Regions from separate parts of the Homo sapiens genome. Here region 2 is linked to region 1. A link is an interaction called in ENCODE POLR2A ChIA-PET data of the cell type or tissue named here. Cell type or tissue: A673. All regions are shown on one strand. Each heading gives the region's core, and the rest is flanking DNA. Links, peaks and the distances in the headings are about the cores only. Region 1 overlaps GTPBP1 (GTP binding protein 1). Region 2 has its middle 4.4 kb from the start of MGAT3.

Evidence for each region. Peaks named below come from ENCODE experiments on the same cell type or tissue, not always from the same donor. Only the 100,000 strongest peaks of a DNase experiment are listed, where the experiment ranks them.
Region 2: POLR2A ChIA-PET joins it to region 1 with 15 read pairs; 1 of 35 experiments calls an interaction of 5 or more read pairs at or near these places.

The regions. Positions count from the first base shown.
Region 1 is chr22:38,722,530-38,728,005 of GRCh38, reverse strand. It overlaps GTPBP1 (GTP binding protein 1), which reads right to left. Exons shown (of 12, transcript NM_004286.5): 6 at 3,595-3,709; 7 at 1,856-2,000; 8 at 1,566-1,748; 9 at 658-793; 10 at 1-23. It also overlaps the pseudogene PRDX3P1. Among named protein-coding and RNA genes, the nearest start is that of GTPBP1, 19 kb to the right of the region's middle. In A673, for the core only: a CTCF peak has its summit at 2,846 (motif pointing left); a DNase peak (open chromatin) is centred at 2,855.
Region 2 is chr22:39,449,947-39,455,187 of GRCh38, reverse strand. No RefSeq gene overlaps it. Among named protein-coding and RNA genes, the nearest start is that of MGAT3, 4.4 kb to the left of the region's middle. RefSeq lists a cis regulatory region at 2,072-2,620 and an enhancer at 5,228-5,241. In A673, for the core only: no CTCF peak of the experiment used is centred there; a DNase peak (open chromatin) is centred at 2,747.

The DNA.
Region 1 (5,476 bases), core at 225-5,224:
CTGCCTGATGCTCCCACAGTGCACTGTCAAGGAAGCCAGAGGTCAGGATAGGCTGGAGCCACCTGGTGGCTTCAGGACAACGGGAGGCAGTGAGTGAAAGCATGAAATACGCTTAAGCTGTGGAAGGGTGGGGGCTTATCTCTGGGGCTACAGACCCCCGTGAAGCCTGTTCTTGGCTCTGATCCTGCCTTACCATCTCCCACCTTTTCCTCCAGCTAATGCCCACCCGTCATCCCCCACCCCCAGGCCCTGGGCAGACAAGGGTCCCAGTTCCTGGGATTACAGCACACTGCACATGCACCTCCTCGCTGGACTGTGGGCTTCTGCGGGGAAGGATCCTTGCCCATCTACTTCATCTTTGTTCCCAGCACCTTAGCAACACCGCTGGGCACATAGCAGCGTTCAGCAGACCTTGCTGAAGGATTGCATGTGAGGTCCCTGAGGACAGGTCTGGGTCTCAAGAGCCCAGCCCTCAGTGTTTGTGGGAAGGAATCAACACTGCGGCTCATGGGTAGAACAGAAGGAACGGCATCACTAAACAGGAAGGAGGCCTACCACCCAGCTGCAGCTGGAACTAGGGGGCCTGGGTTGCTGGAACACCTTCTGAGGGGAGCTAACACGACGGCCTCCTGGGCTGGCAGGGCCTTAGACACCTACCCATGGCCTGGTAGCGCGGGCTAATTGTGGTGGGGTGGTGGAGGACGAGAATCTCGGCCTCAAACTCCCAGGAGGCTTGGGGATTCAAACGTGGGGAAACCATCACCATGCCCTTCCGGATGGACGAGCGCTTGATCTGAAAGAAAGAGGGAGCCCCAGCCCTCAGGGACAATTATGCCTTCTGGTTTCACCCCTGGTCCCAGGGACCAAGAGTCTTTCTAGGGATAGGGACCACCCCAACTCTGCCTGGTTTCCTCACCAACTGGACCACAGGCCTTCTAGGGTGGACAGCACGAGCACCCTCAGTGCTCCATGGGAAGACTCAACACTACTACTGGGGGTCAGGAAGGCTTCATGCGGGAATCAGCACTTCAGCTGCTCGGCCATGAAGGACGCATGAGGAAGCAAAGGCAGGCAAGCATTCAGGGGGAACAACAGGTGGGCATGACCTGACCACTGTGGGGAAGAAAGTCCTACTATTCCTGGTTAATTTAGTTGGTGGGTAAAGGTAGGTGACCCCTGAACTACAACCCACCCCAAACCCCAGGAGATAGAAGGCTGAATGGGAAGAGGATGTGGCGCAGATCCCAATGGTCCTATGTAGAAGGATCCTTGCACAGCAGGGATACTCCTATTTGACCTCACCACTGAGCTCAGGCCACCCTGCTCAGGCACCAGAGGGAGGAACGGAGCTTAGAAGGAGGCATTCCTCGCTCTAGCACTTACAAGCTGTGTGTCTTGGGCAAGTCCCTGGGCTCTGAGCCTCAGTTTCCTCATCTGTAAAAATGAAGCCAGTAATCCCGACCTTGCAGAGCAGCCATGAGGACTAGAGTGGGTGAGCAGGGCATCTGGCCAAGAGCCTAGCATGATGGAGTCTGAGGGGAGCGTTCAGTATCATCGCTACTCACCTTCTTCAGCGCAAAGGATGCTGTCTGGCCACCCCGCACCTCCTTGACAGGCATGCGCTTGCGATGGATGGATTTGACAGCAATGGACAGGAAGTTACCCAAGGGGTCTGGGCCCAGCAGCAGCGTGTCATTCAGCTTGATCAGGCCTCTCAGTGTTGTCCCCGAAACCACTGTCCCCACACCCTGCCAAGGAGAAGACCCTGGCCTCATAAGTGCATCCCCAGCACAGACCCACCCCCTGATGCCACTGTAGGAAGTGCCCACCCAGCTACCCGCCCAGAGCCACTTACCGGGACGGAGTAGGTGTCATCAATCTGAAACTCAGCAGGCTCCTCCTCCCTGTAGCTGGTGCGGGGGGAGAGGAGGTTGAGGAACATCTTCAGCAGATCTAGGTTCTCGCCTGTAACGTTGGAGATCTGGAATATCGGGCACATCCTAAGCAGAGGGAGAAGAGGAAGGAAAAAAGGAGAGAGGCACTCAGGAGACCAGGTCCTGCCCTGACACAGACCAGGGGCAGCAACAGGGCTCGAGGAGCAGATGCCACTATTCATGACTCCACCTCTCCCTCACCTGCCTCCAAGGGCTTGACCTCTTTGCCCTGACCTAGCAAGCTCCTGGCCAGCCCTACTCTGAGGCCTTCTTCTCTCACTCAGTTCTGTCTCTGACACCTGTCCTCTCCTCTCTGTCCTCCACCACTGCCCTAGTTTGGAACCTCATGACTGCTTCTTCCTAAAACACACGCATGCTTGCTTAAAATCCTTAACCGCCTTTCCACCACAGAGAAGATACCCCAAATCCCTCTCCCAACACTCACAGCCCTTTGGCTTGGGCTTGTAGCCATCTCTGCAGATTCACTTCTCGCAAATTCCTATATTCCAGCCACACCAGAGAACTCTCCCTTCTCCTAAAACTTTGGAACTTTTCTGCCCTTGTGGATTTGCTCACTCTGACCTTCCTTCCTGAATTCTTTCCCTTTTATGCAACTACCAGGCCCTCTCACCCTTCAGAGCTCATCTCAAATACCACTTCTTCCATGAAATCCTTCCTGGGTGGACACTCTTGACTCCTCTGAGTTCCTGGAGAGCTTTTTCTCTATTACACATGACTGCATCTGATTTTTCATCAGAGTCCTGTAAATGGCCTCTATTGCTCCTATTCAGGGTGACTGAATTAAAATCCTTGAGATCACGAATTACACATTCCCCACAGCTCCTAGAATAGTGCCTGCACAGAATAGGCACTCAAGAATATCAACAAGCTCAAATGGGGCTGTCTGAAATGTGCCCCCTCTGCAGGCTAACTGATGGTACTGAAGATCACATCAGGGCAGAGGCATAGGCAAAAAGCCAGGCTGCTCTGGGCCTGGCGCTATAGACCAAGCTCTGGGCAAACAGGCAGAGTTAGTAGAGTTCACCATTATCGAGAGAGCATCTCTCACCAAGGAGCTGAACACCTTGAGGACAAGGATTGTGTTCAATTCAACTCTGAATCCTCAACATCTAGATGAAGAGTCTCGCAGAACAAACATCCAATAAATATTTATGGAATGAAAGAATACATTAATGAGTAAATGCCAAAACTGATCTGATTAGTGAGCTTTTGAGGAACAACAGTATAAAAAACTGAGTTACAAAAATGGCTGTGTATTTACCATCCATCAGCCAGGCAGGGCATTAAGTGCTCTACATACTTCATTTCCAACATTCACGGGAGCCCTACAGGGAAGGGAATGTTATTCCCATTTCACAGATAAGGACACTGAAGTCTCAGCCGGGATGCCAACCCCAGGAATGCCAGCACCTCACAATCTGGGTTACGTGATATTACCCCTGGGCAACAATGCTGGCTTGGGAGACCCTGCGCTAAGATTGGAAGCTTCTATTTCCTCCGATCTCTGAATAGGGAGAGGTGTTGATGTGGTGTTTTCATGAGACCTTATGCCCAAACTGACAGCCATTCCAGGCCCATCACTCACTGTGGTCCTGCCTGCAAGGGTGCCTGTCTGAAGTGTGCGCTCCCCACGCGTTACCTTTCAGAGCTGAAGTTGGAGGCTGTGACAATCACATCATCTTTGCTCTGCACCAGCACGGGGATCTTCCGGCAGCCTGGTGACTTCAGCAGGCGCTGTAACAGCTTCAGGGTTTCTTAAAGGGTGCAATGGAACAGAATTAGGGGGACACAGCCTTCTCTTTGGCCAGGCTTTAAGAGCAAGATGGGTCCACTCATTACTGATGCAAGCAGGAGACAGACAGATAGATGGACCAGTGTTAAATGCCACAATGCCTGGAGAAGCAAAAAGGAGGATCAAAACTTTGGGTGCTGCTAGAGTAAGAAAAGCACAGATGGGGCCTCTTTTCTAGGGTTCTGCGTCTGAAACCTGGCAGATTTCTCTTGTGTCTAGACGACCTGCCTCCTGTAAGCATGTGACTTGAGGGTCCCCAAGAAAAACAATTCACTTCACACTTCAGTTCTCAGAATGCACTACTTCCTGGAAAAAAATCTCATCCAACAAAAAGGATCTCTTAGACATTTAGAAGTCTACAGAGACCCTTATTATGAGGCTTCCCAAAGGGATACTTTTCTACAATCTTTAGCAGTGAGGGAGAAAGGCATGAAGGCTTAGTCCTGCAACCCTGTGTCAAAGCTTTGGTGGCAAAAGGTAATCAGACCCTCTGTCCAAACTTCCCCGTATATATCCAGCTTAGCTGGTAGAGCCCAACTCCTTCTGCCTGGGGTCACCTGAAAAGAGGTGCCAGATTCAGGATCTCAAGATTTCTGCATTTGGAACCAGAAGGAACAAGGAAGAGGATAATTCTAGGCTGTGTTCAGACCAAGAACTAAATAGGGGAGGAAGTAGCAGAAGATTCTGGGCTGATGGAAATTCAGGCCAAGACCTAAGTACAAGACAAAGGAAGTTTCGCCCGCGTGCACTGAAGATGGTAGCTGCTGTGGGAAGGCTACTCTGAGCATCGGCTGCCCGACATGTGAGTGCCATTCCTTGGGGCATTTCTGCCACTGCAGCCCTCAAGCTTGCTGCTTCTGGAAGAACGAGCTTGACAAACATATTATGGTCTGGTTCCAGTCAAGCAAAATTCTTTAGCACCAGCTCCTCATACCATGCACCTGCTGTCGCCCAGCATGCACCCTATTTTAAGGGTACAGCCATTGTCAATGGAGAGTTCAAAGACCTAAGCCTTGATGACTTTAAGGGGAAATAATTTGGTGCTTTTCTTCTATCCTTTGGATTTCACCTTCGTGGTCCTACAGAAACTGTTGCTTTTAGTGACAAAGCTAAGGAATTTCATGATGTGAACTGTGAAGTTGTGGTCTCAGTGGATTCCCACTTTAGTCATCTTGCCTGGATAAATACACCAAGAAATAATGGTGGTTTGGACCACATGAACATCCCACTCTTGTCAGATTTGAGCAAACTTCCTGAGACTACGGTGTGCTGTTAGAAGGTTCTGGTCTTGCACTAAGAGGTCTCTTCATAACTGACCCCAATGGAGTCATCAAGCACTTGAGCGTCAATGACCTCCCAGTGGGCCGAAGCGTGGAAGAAACCCTCCACTTGGTGAAGGCGTTCCAGTATGTAGAAACCCATGGAGAAGTCTGCCCAGCAAACTGGACACTGGATTCTCCTACAATCAAGCCAAATCCAGCTGCTTCCAAAGAGTACTTTCAGAAGGTAAATCAGTAGATCACCCATGTGTATCTGCACCTTCTCACCCCAGAGAAGAAACACAGTTGAAGCCTGCTTTTATCATTTTATAGATGATTATCTGTAGAAGGCAAGGAACCAATTATGCTTGTACTCATAAATATTACTCTAAATGGCTAAGGCCTTTTAAACATGGTTAGTTGCTAGTATAAGGAATCCTTTATTGGTAACATCTTGGTGGCTAGCTAGT
Region 2 (5,241 bases), core at 242-5,241, 730 kb before region 1:
CTGGCTGTTCAACCCTCTCTGCCCCTTCTTCTCCGGCCCCCAAAGAACCTTCAATTTCTGCTCAAATGTGTCCCCCTCCCCCAATTCCCCATGCCACAGCTCTCCCTGCCTGGGACTCATTCCCCTCTGGAAGGGACCGCCTCACAGACACTTTCCTTCCCCAGAACCTTCTCTCCCTCCCTGAGCCTTCAGCAGCAACTCTGGGCGTCCCTCAGCCCATGAAAGAAGTGCTGTTTCAAGTCTGGATTCTCCATTGAACTCGTTCTGAGCATCAAGAAAACCTTGACATTGGCCCCCAAGCACGAAGGCAGGCACAAAATAATCACATTCCTCCATTTCCATTGCTCCTGGCAAAGGGGAGGAGGACCTGCCCAAGCCCCAGCCCCTGCCCTTGAGGCCCAGTGAGAAGTAAAGACACGCCCCACTCCCCAGGGAAGCTGCCCTGCCCAGAGCTGGCCAGGGTCAGGGGACTTGCTTGCTCTCCATCTTCCCCCAGCTTGGGTCTTTGTTCTCCTGACCTTTCCAGATTCCCAAGCTTCTTGGGAGGCCGAAGTGGAGTCAGCCTTGTTGGGTTCATACCAAAGTCCGCCTCCATGTCCTCAATGCGGCACTCAGTGTGTTGGGCGCTGTGTGGCAAGTACATCTTCCCCACGCCCAGCCTGTCAGAGATAAGTAACTTGCTCGGTCACACAGCCACAGCTGGGCACACCAGGCCCCACCCTCCACCCTCCCAGCTCAGGCCCTGTGGTGCCAGAAGCCTCCCTCCCAGAGAGCTGGCCAGAAGGGTAAACATCCCCCAATTCCTTCCTCCCACATGGCCCCTGTCACTCTTTTCCCCTCCCACATTCACAGAGGCCTGGCACACAGTAGGCACGGAGGTGCTCAGCAGGTGGAGAAGCTGAATCCCAGGGAGCTTAAGACCTGGGTTCTATGCCAGCTCGCCAAGTGTTCCAGTCATTTCAATCCCTAAGCCTCAGTATCTTCATCTGCAGAATGGGACGAATCACTGCCCTGACATCGCATTGACATCAATGGAATCTGGTTCTCTCCATCCTCTCCCAGCCGTCCTCCAGGCCCCACGATGACGTGGGGGAGGCTGGGGCTCCAAGCTCCATGGTGATATGGGGGAGGGTGGTTGGTGGCCCTCTTGCCCCACTGCTCCTCTAGGGGCTGAGCTGCCTGACAAGGAGGCTGTGGGAGCTGGAGGTGGGAAAAGCCCAGATACAAGATTAGCCAATCTCAGGCGGTGTCTCCTTACAGCCCTGCTGTCCCCTTTCACCCAGGCCTTTTTGGCTCTGGGAACAATTGCTAGGTCTGTTACCCTTTCAGCAGCTGCTGCCTGGCCTGTGGGAGCCGCATTCCACCTCCCTGGGGCATCTCACTCCTGGCCCTGGGTCTCCAGGTGGGGAGGCTCCTCACCCATGCCATGAAAACCAAGCCACAGGCCAGGCGCAATGGCTCACGCCTGTAATCCCAGCACTTTGAGAGGCCAAGGTAGGCGGATTACTTGAGGCCAGGAGTTTGAGACCAGCTTGGCCAACATGGTGAAACCCCATCTCTACTAAAAATACAAAAATTAGCCGGCCGTGGTAGCACATGCCTGTAGTCCCAGCTACTGGGAAGGCTGAGGCACAAGAATCCCTTGAACTCGGGAGGTGGAGGTTGCAGCGAGCTAGGACCGCACCGCTACACTCCAGCCTGAGCAACAGAGTGAGACCCTATCAAAAAAGAAAAAGAAAAAGAAAGAAAGAAAGAAAGAGAGAACCAAGCCATCAAGCCCCAGCCCTGCCAAGGCTCCAGGTGGTCAGGGAGCATGGCGGTGCAGTGGGCAGAGTGAGCTGGCTCCGGTCGGGGCCCTCCGAGCTGCGCCAGGGCTCCACACTCAAAGCCTAGGCCCATTGGTCTGCAGAGTGGGCATAAAGGTGGCCACCTGACAGCGTGTGGGGAGGGTGAGGGAGGTGGGATGTGTGACAAGGTGGTGCTGGGCAGCACCGAAGGTGTTTGATAAAGGGTCCTTTGAGAAATTAAAATGAAATCCCAAGCCCCCCAACAGCCCCCCGTCTTGGCCAAGGGAACCCCAGAGAAACCTTGAAAGCTGAGTGCTTGGCTACAACAGAATGGGAGGTCAGACACTCCTCGATACAGCCCCTCCTGAACCCCTTCCTTAGGGAAGAAAGCCTGCTGACGGTTAGGGCTAGCCAGAAACCAGCCCTTTTGAAAGACTTCACCACTGATACCAACCAGCTGTCCGATGCTATCCCTCTTTTGCAGTTTTGACACAATAACTGACCATCATCCCTTCCTGATAAGAAACCATTGTCCAGACAGTCTAAAGTGGACGCCCAGTGAAGGTGTTCGTCAGAGATAAGTGACTTGCTCAGTCGCACACAGCCAGCCCTGGGCACAGCCGGGCACAGCCAGGCACACCAGGCCCCACCCTCCACCCTCTACCCTCCCAGCTCAGGCCCTGTGGTGCCAGGAGCCTGCCTGAGAGCTGGCCAGAAGGGGACACAGCCCCCAATTCCTTCCTCCCACATAGCCCCTGTCACTCTTTTCCCCTCCCGCATTCACAGAGGCCTGGCACACAGTAGGGTCCTGTGCTTCACCTTTTGACATCAGAGGGCTGAAAAACACCCTGCGATCACACTAACGCCACCATTTTTTTGCATGTGTGACTCACTAAGGGGCATGAAGCTTAATTGCACAGGTCCCTGTTTCTCCTTACATCAATATTCATGACTCCCCCTATAGCTTATTAAATATGTATATTCAGCCACCCTGCTCTGTATAAATTCCTGTTCCCTTTGCCCCTCCCTTGAAGCATGTGTTCCTGGCTTCTGGCTGGAAGCTATGCTTCCCAGCCTGTCAGAATGGCTGCCCTGCAGGCTGCAACCCTTTATGAGAAATAAAGCTCTCCTTTCCAAATTTGTGAAACTCATTGTTCTTCTGTTGGCGACTTCCTTCCCCAACACTGGCCAGGTGAAGTCAGATCTGTCCCCTTTCTACCCTCCCCCACATACACTCCATTCAGCTGAGCTTGTCCCATCCACTGGCAGCCCTCTGAAATGCTTGCAATTTCTCTGCCTTTTTTTTTTTTTTTTTTTTTTGAGACGGAGTCTCACTCTGTCACCACGCTGGGGTGCAATGGTGTGATCTTGGCTCACTGCAACCTCCGCCTCCCGGGTTCAAGCGATTCTTCTGACTCAGCCTCCCGAGTAGGTGGGAAGACACGTGTGCACCACAATGCCCAGCAAATTTTTTGTATTTTTAGTAGAGACAGGGTTTCACCAAGTTGGCCAGGATGGTCTTGATCTCTTTTTTTTTTTTTTTTTTCTTGAGACGGAGTCACTCTGTTGCCCAGGCTGGAGTGCAGTGGTACAATCTCGGCTCACTGCAAGCTCCGCCTCCCGGGTTCACACCATTCTCCTGCCTCAGCCTCCCAAGTAGCTGGGACTACAGGCGCCCGCCACCACACCCGGCTAATTTTTTGTATTTTTAGTAGAGACGGGGTTTCAACGGGTTAGCCAGGATGGTCTCGATCTCCTGACCTCGTGATCTGCCTGCCTTGGCCTCCCAAAGTGTGGATTACAGGTGTGAGCCACCGTGCCTGGCCGGTCTTGATCTCTTGACCTTGTGATCCACCAGCCTCGGCCTCCCAAAGTGCTGGGATTACAGGTGTGAGCCACCGCACCTGGCCAGTTCTCTGGCTTTTTAAAATCTCTGTACCTGGCATATCTGTGTTCTGCCCAAAACGCCTTTTTGGAAAAACTCCTACTCATCCTTAAAGACCCAGCCCAGGTGTCTCCTCCCCTCAAAGGCCCCTGAAGGGCTTCTGGTTTCCAGGAGCCCTGCTTGCCTCCATTTGGAGAATTCTCACCTCAAGGCCTTTACTGCTACTGGGTTCTGCCTGGAGTGCCCTTCCCAGCCCAGCCCAAAGAGCTCAGCTCAAATGCCACCTCTCCAGAGTCTCCTCTCACTCCCTTTCTTGGGACCTGAGCACTTCCTGTCTGCTATCCTGGGCTCCTCACCTGGCCTTGCTGTGAGCTCTTGGGCAACTAGGATGAGAGAAGTTTCCCCTAGCCCCTAGCTGGTGCTGGGGACAGAGGGCCCTAAGGGAGGGGCCCCTGCTGGTCCAGGTAGGGTGTCTGGGCCAAGTCTTGCTGGTCAAGCCCTCTAGGCTTGCGTGGCATTGAACAAGTCCCTTCTCTACCATCCTTACTTTCTACACTTGCCGAGTAGGGGTAATGGATTAGATAGGGATCCATTACTTGGGGGAGTCAAGGGATCCAGCAATCTCCTAAAATTCCCAGTAGCATGGTGTGTGTGACTGTGAGCATGTGTGAGTGTGTGCATGCATGTGAACACAGGTGCATGTACACCTGTGGAAGCGTGTGCATGTGTGTGAACATGGGTGCATGTATACATGTGCAGAAATGTGTGCATGCATGTGTACATGGGTGTGTGCCCCTGCCCATCTGTGTGTGTATATGAGTGCACGTGCACATGCGTGTTTTGGGGGAAGCATCCATGGCTGTTATCAGATTCTCAAAGGGAGCAGGCCCTGGGTGGGAAATCCTGGCCTGTCCCACAGGAGAGACGGCTGTGGGCACCAGGAGCACCTCTTCCACCTCCCCCTTCCACTGCCCTTGCCTGGCCTGTGTTCTTGCAGCCGCCTCCCCACTGGTGGGCAAAGTCAGCTCACCTCCCTGCTCTGCGCAGATTGTGCGGTGGCTGCCGCCTCCACTCAGAGGGAGGCCAGAGACCTGTCGGCCAGTTACCTCTCTGGCCTCCTCCCCTCTACTCTCATCCACTGGCACACTAGCTCCGTTGGTGCTGGCGGTCCCCTCTGCCTGAACGCTCCAGCCCCAGGTACCCACAGCTCCTCCTACTTCCAGCCTGGGCTCTGATCTGGGTCTTTGGGACCACCACAACTCAGGGCAGCCCCCCGTCCCTTTGCTTGCCCTTCTTTCTTCCATAGCACATTTCTCTTTCCAGCATACTAGGTAATTGACTCATTGATTAAATTTCTTGTGTATTTTGCCCGTCTCCTCACTGTCTCCTGCTGCTGTCTCCTCGGCATCTGGCTCAGCCTAGCACATGGTAGGTGCCCAGTCGGTACTGTTGCAGGGACGGAAACTGCAGACAACCCCTCCCTGGCCTCTGTGTGTGCATTTTGGGGGTTGCCCCATCTGTGTCTACCGCTGGCGGTAGGGCATGAGGGCTGGTGAGAGCCCAGGGAGA